2 separate regions of the Mus musculus genome follow, and region 1 is linked to region 2. The links are chromatin loops, found by intact Hi-C in ENCODE. Cell type or tissue: gastrocnemius. All regions are shown on one strand. Each heading gives the region's core, and the rest is flanking DNA. Links, peaks and the distances in the headings are about the cores only. Region 1 overlaps Zfp383 (zinc finger protein 383). Region 2 holds the start of Zfp790 (zinc finger protein 790).

The links. A loop is a pair of places that touch in the nucleus more often than their neighbours do. Peaks named below come from ENCODE experiments on the same cell type or tissue, not always from the same donor. Only the 100,000 strongest peaks of a DNase experiment are listed, where the experiment ranks them.
Region 1: a loop joins it to region 2, with 2.0 times the contacts of the local background. A loop is called at or near these places in 11 of 42 quality-filtered maps.

What each region holds. Positions count from the first base shown.
Region 1 is chr7:29,910,822-29,913,737 of GRCm38, reverse strand. Zfp383 (zinc finger protein 383) reads right to left here. Exons shown (of 5, transcript NM_001243908.1): 3 at 1,443-1,569; 4 at 1,053-1,148. Among named protein-coding and RNA genes, the nearest start is that of Zfp383, 3.8 kb to the right of the region's middle. In gastrocnemius, for the core only: no CTCF peak of the experiment used is centred there; no DNase peak of the experiment used is centred there.
Region 2 is chr7:29,814,373-29,817,288 of GRCm38, reverse strand. It overlaps Zfp790 (zinc finger protein 790), which reads right to left and starts at 1,217. Exons shown (of 5, transcript NM_146185.2): 1 at 1,000-1,217. In gastrocnemius, for the core only: no CTCF peak of the experiment used is centred there; a DNase peak (open chromatin) is centred at 1,254; H3K4me3 peaks cover 2,430 bases; H3K27ac peaks cover 1,877 bases.

The DNA.
Region 1 (2,916 bases), core at 288-2,787, 96 kb before region 2:
GCAAAGGACTGCGGTTCAGTTCTCAGTGCCCATATAGCTGCTTACAAATACCTGTGACTAGTTCTAGAGGATTTTATCAGGTCTTCTGACCGTGGGCACCAGTCCACAACTGGTGGTGCACACATACCACACACACTCAGGCCCATGAATATAAAATACCACATCTGGTGCACACATACCCCATACATATAAAACAACAAATCTTAAAAGAAAGAGAAAAGCTCTAGTATTGAGCCTGGTCACCAGAGGGTAACTCAGGTTGTTAGGAGGTTGGGATTTTAGGCATCCGACCTCTGGATGGACAAGAGAAGGTAAAGACTGATAAGCCAGTTATAAAACCGTTCCTATGTGAAAACAAAACCAATGATGACCTGAGTCTGATCCCCAGACCAACACCATGCACAGAGAAAACGAACTCTCACAGTTGTCCTTTGACCCCCCCCAATTCGCCCCATGCAATCAATCAATCAATCAATCAATACATGAAACAAAATAATAATAATAATAATGCTCTTTTTTTAAAAAAAGAACTTGCTTTTCTCACTTAGACCCAAGTTTTTGGCAGAAGCTTACAAAATAACAACCAATGGGCAGGAGAGATGGCTCAGCTGTTAAGAGGTCACTTTCCAGCAACCACATGGTGGCTCACAGCCATCTATAATGGGAGTTGATGTTCTCTTCTGGCACGCAGGTGTACATGCAGACAGAGCACTCGTCTACATAACATTAGGAAATACTCTTTAAAACAAAATAACGGGCTGGTGAGATGGCTCAGTGGGTAAGAGCACCCGACTGCTCTTCCGAAGGTCAGGAGTTCAAATCCCAGCAACCACATGGTGGCTCACAACCATCCGTAAGGAGATCTGACTCTCTCTTCTGGAGTGTCTGAAGACAGCTACAGTGTACTTACATATAATAAATAAATAAATCTTTAAAAAAAATAAAAATAAAAAAAAAAAAAAAAAACAAAATAACATGGGAAAGGTGCAGTTTCCTGGATTACCAGCGAGTTGTCCCCGTGGGCACCGCTCTGCGCAATGCTTCTCACTTACCCGAGCACAGGCCTCTTGTAAGCTCTTTACCAATCATCCAGGGCTCTTTGCCTTGCTCCAATAAAGAGATCACCTGAGGCTTGGGAATGTGAAGTCCTGCTTACAAGAAAAGACATGGAACATAGTTACGCTGTGGGAAACGGATGCCATCCCTCGGTCACCAAGCAAGAGATGTCAAGACAGGAACAGCCAGAGACGAGGAGGAAGCTTTAGCCACAGCCCACCGGAGCCGCCTGTCTCTCAGGCTTCTGTTTCCGCCCAGCTGAAACCAGGTATTTGCAAACAAGGAGCAGGAGTTCAGGTGGCAAGCTTGAAAGGCAGCTGAGAAATTCCTTGAGGAAGAAGCAGACACTGCAGAGATGGCTGCGCTGCTGATACAGGTGTCCTTACCCACTGAGAGCAGGTTGCTATAGTTCTCCAGCATCACATCTTTGTACAAGTCTCTCTGCGCGGGGCCCAGACACTCCCACTCCTCCTGCGAGAAGTCCAGAGACACGTCACTGAACACCACCGGTTTCTGAAACAATAAACACACCCAGGTTAGAACACAGAGAGCACTTCCAAAATGTTGGTGCTTGCGTTGTCCGGCTGAGCAAAAGAGCCACTCCATGATGTCACCAGACCCGGGACCTCTGGGTTGCCTGTTCATCCAGAAACAGGACACAAAGCCAGGCATGATGCTGCACGACTATAAGCCAGCCCCAGGGAGGACGAGGCAAGAGGACTGATTTGGAGTTGAGCTGTCTTGTCTGCCCAGGTTGCACAGTGAGTTCCAGGCCAGCCTTAGCTATAGAGTGTGATCAAGTCTCAAAGAACAGGCCTGGGGAGTTAGCTCACTCATAAAGAATGCGCATAATGCCCTGGTTTCAAACACCAAAACAATCCTTCATTTCTTACTAATTCAAGTTCTTTTTCTGGTGGCCAAACGTTTTGATTTTTGACTGTACAACCTCAACAGCTTATACACACAGTTCAAACTTCTTAGAATCTTCCACTGCCTGGCTTGGATTTTTAAAAGAAGATTCAAACCCTTGTACAGAACTTGGCATGGTGGCTTATACCAGTGACCCAGTACTAGGGAAGTGAAGCAGGAGACTCTAGAGAAGTGGTTCTAGATAACCAAGTAGTTCTGGATAATCAATTATCCCGCAGAGCAGATATTTACATTATGATTCATTACAGTAGCAAAGTTACATTCATGAAGGGCCAACAAAGTAATCTTATGGGTGGGGTCACCCCAACATGAGGAACTGCATTAAAGGGCTGCAGCATTAGGAAGGTTGCGAGCCACTGATTTAAAGCACGGAGTCAGCCTGGGTTACAGCGAGAGACCCTGCCTCAGAGCTAAACACAACCAACTACACAAAAAACTCAAAATGGGGGCTGAGTGCTTGCTCAGTGGTTAAGAGTGCTTCCTGCTGCTGCACAGGACCTGGGTCTGGATCCCAGCCTCCACACGGTAGCTCGCAACCTTCAGTATGTTCCAGTGACTCTAACACCCTCTCTTGGCCTCCACGGCATGTATGTGGTACTGCGCATACATGCATACATGCAGAAGTATAGTGACTCACACATGTAATTGCAGCTCAGAAGAATTAGAAGTATAAGGTCATGCTCAGCTACTTGCAGAGTCTGAGACCAGCCTGTCTCAAAAATCAAAAGAAAGCCAACAACAACCAAACCACACAACTGCCACGCATAGTTTTTCACTCCAAATATATGAAATGGTTAATGCTGTAAGATCCCACCCTTGAAAATGTCATGAAAAGGAAATTGATCAAACAGAGGTTATCCTTGTGTAGCAAAAATTTTAATTGGCTCTGTTTTCCAAGTTCTTTGAAATAACCATGTTATAGAAAGAAAC
Region 2 (2,916 bases), core at 118-2,617:
TCTGGCTGATATAGACACACACCGCTGCGGCTGTGTCCACTGACTCTGGCTGATCTGGACACAAACCGCTGTGGCTGTGTCCACTGACTCTGGCTGATATGGACACACACCGCTGCGGCTGTGTCCACTGACTCTGGCTGATATGGACACACACCGCTGCGGCTGTGTCCACTGACTCTGGCTGATATGAACACACACCGCTGTGGCTGTGTCCACTGACTCTGGCTGATATGGACACACACCTCTATGGCTGTGTCCCACTGGCTCTTAAGTACTGTGTGCAGCTTGTTTTAATCATGGTGATGCTGCTCTCTGTAATAAACTTCCGTTTATCACCTTCTGGAGCAGGGCATGGTAGTTCACACCTGTTATCCCAGACCTTGAAAGTCAGGAGGACGGCCTCTGAAGGGTGACCAGGGCTAAACAGCAAGATCCTGTCTAAACAACAAACCAACAGAAACCACTTGACAAGAGGATCTGGAGTTCAGGTCAACCTTGGTTATAAAGAGAATTGCAAGCCAGCCTCAAAATCAAACCTTACCTGTGTCTCCTCAGGAACTCTCTAGAGAAGGGACGATGTCTGCTTGGGGTACCCTGAGCGTTAATAACGCCCCCCCCCAAAAAAAAACCACCCCGACTGACAAAACACTGTGTTAAAAATAAAAAGTCGGCTATATTGCCTGTAGATTGCCTACGCCGCACAATTAACTTACAGAAAAATAACAATGCTAATTAGTTATTATCAGCTATACATTTTCCCTCCCACAGACACTCCAGAAGACCGCACTTACTAATCGTAATTTGAAAAGAAAATGAGATTTAGGAAGCTTCCGCTATCTCTATAATCTCAGCCACTCCTGTACAGGGATCCATCCAGTCGAGACCCAATCCCCAAGAACCATTCGATCCGCATACAATGTCTCCTCCCCACAACAGCTCGCTCCACTCACAAAGCGCCACAGCTCGAGCCCAACTCTTGCTCACGCTCATTTTCCTTACCTCGCAGTTTCTCTGCCGTCCAACTCCTCCCAGATCCAGCCGCGCATGCAATCTAACCTCCCTATGCTTTCTCTCACACACGCTCAGGGCTGTCATTGCGTACTCTTGCACCTACAGGACGAGGCTTCCTCTTGGTCAGACTGCCAATGCTGGGTTGGTCTTAGCGCTGGGGTCCTACATTCCGGTCTGTGGCCCCAACTTCCAGCAGGAAGTCGAATTCGGAACAGCCTCCTTAGACAGATTTCCGCCTGGGGATTGGATGACTCAGCCTACTCGAGCCATGCGCCTCCGGTCACCAGCACGGCCTTGAACTACATTTCCCAGAATACCTCGGTTCCCTGGAAACTCGCAGTGCTGAGATAGTGCTGGGTCGAGGAGCCTGATCTAGGTCTATGAAGTCTTTCACCGCTGGGATTTCCTCACGATTCCGACGAATAGCCGAACACTTTGTATCTGTTGTTCAGGCCACAGCTTTCAGCCCCTGACATTTCCAGGCGTTGTATTTCCCTCTCCTGGGAGCCTTTTTTAAGGAGTGGGCAGGGTACTCCTGACAGGTTTGGGGAGAACTTTAGGGATAATGAGACGCCTTTGGTGCCAAGGGTTTGGATGCACCATCCTGTGCAGTGCAATGAAGCTGACTCCGGGAGATCCGGAGCTGTGTAGAATTGTTATCATGTGTCTGGGTGGTAGTCTAGGGGATATGGAGGCAGAGAGGATTCCTTGATTGGTGAGTATGATCGCATCCATTGTGTGTGTGGCTGGAGTCTGTGTGACCGTTTTGTGCCATGCTTTTTTTTTTTTTTTACCAGTGTGAGGTCCCTCGAGTGTGAGGTCCCTGGGCTTTTGTGTTTGTGAGCATTTGCCTAACTTTGGGAGCGTGTGAGGTGACCGACTGAGGTGTGACTGCTTCCCAGTGGACCTTTTCTAATTTCGGTAGAGGTAAGGTGAGGGTGGGGGCAACAGTGACTGTGATTGGCTCTCCCTGTTAAGGCTTCCGTGTGGGGTGGATTGTATTTTCGTTTGAGGCACCCATAGCTTTTGTGTCCCCGTGGTGTGGGATTAATTGGAGAGTCACTATAGGTGAGGCAACTTTGTACCTTTGTGACTCCAGCCAAGGGGACTTGTGTCACATCCTGGGGGTAGACTCTGTCCTTATCTACAGTCACCCTACTTTTGTCTGGTGTTTCCATTGCATAGGAAGCCCCTAGGCTTCTCTGATTTCTTGATAGGTGCTATGGCTGTTGGGCCAAAATGATCTCTGAAATGGTTGAATATGCATCTACAAGAGCCTAGTGTGTGTCACACTTTTTTTTTTTTTTAATTCCCGAGTTCTGTCCTGTAGCTTATGATTTCCTGACATCCCTTTACTTTTGTCAAGATGTGGCTTGTTTTCCTCCTGTTGAAAATTCTGGCCCATCCTGTGACTGCATTCCTGTAGTGTACCCTGAAGTGGAAGTTTAAGGAAATGTCAGGTGATGCAGACCCATGTGATATTTGGAGAGAGTATAAATAGGAGTCAACCCACAGTGACTAGTGTATAGCTAGCTTTGCATTGCTTTGCTGGTTTCAAGTCTTTGCTGATCTTTGCTTCATTGTACCGTATTAACTGCTCTTAAGTCCTTTATCATCCTCCATTTACCTGATTTCTTTTCTTTCACAACACAAAGGACAATTCCATGGGCTGGTAGACTCTTCTACATGTTGAGCCTCCAGCTGCTCTTATACCAGTTGTCCAAGCGCCTGCAATTTGTTGTTGTTGTTGTTATTGTTGTGGGCCATCTGCCATACTAGTCTGTTTAATAACCATTTTAGAGGCAAGGTTGTTGGTGCATCAGCAGTGTCCACTTTTATAAGTTTGGAAATTCAGTTGCTATGATGTCCTGTTTTGGATCATGGGCACAGCTTTTGACTTTTTTG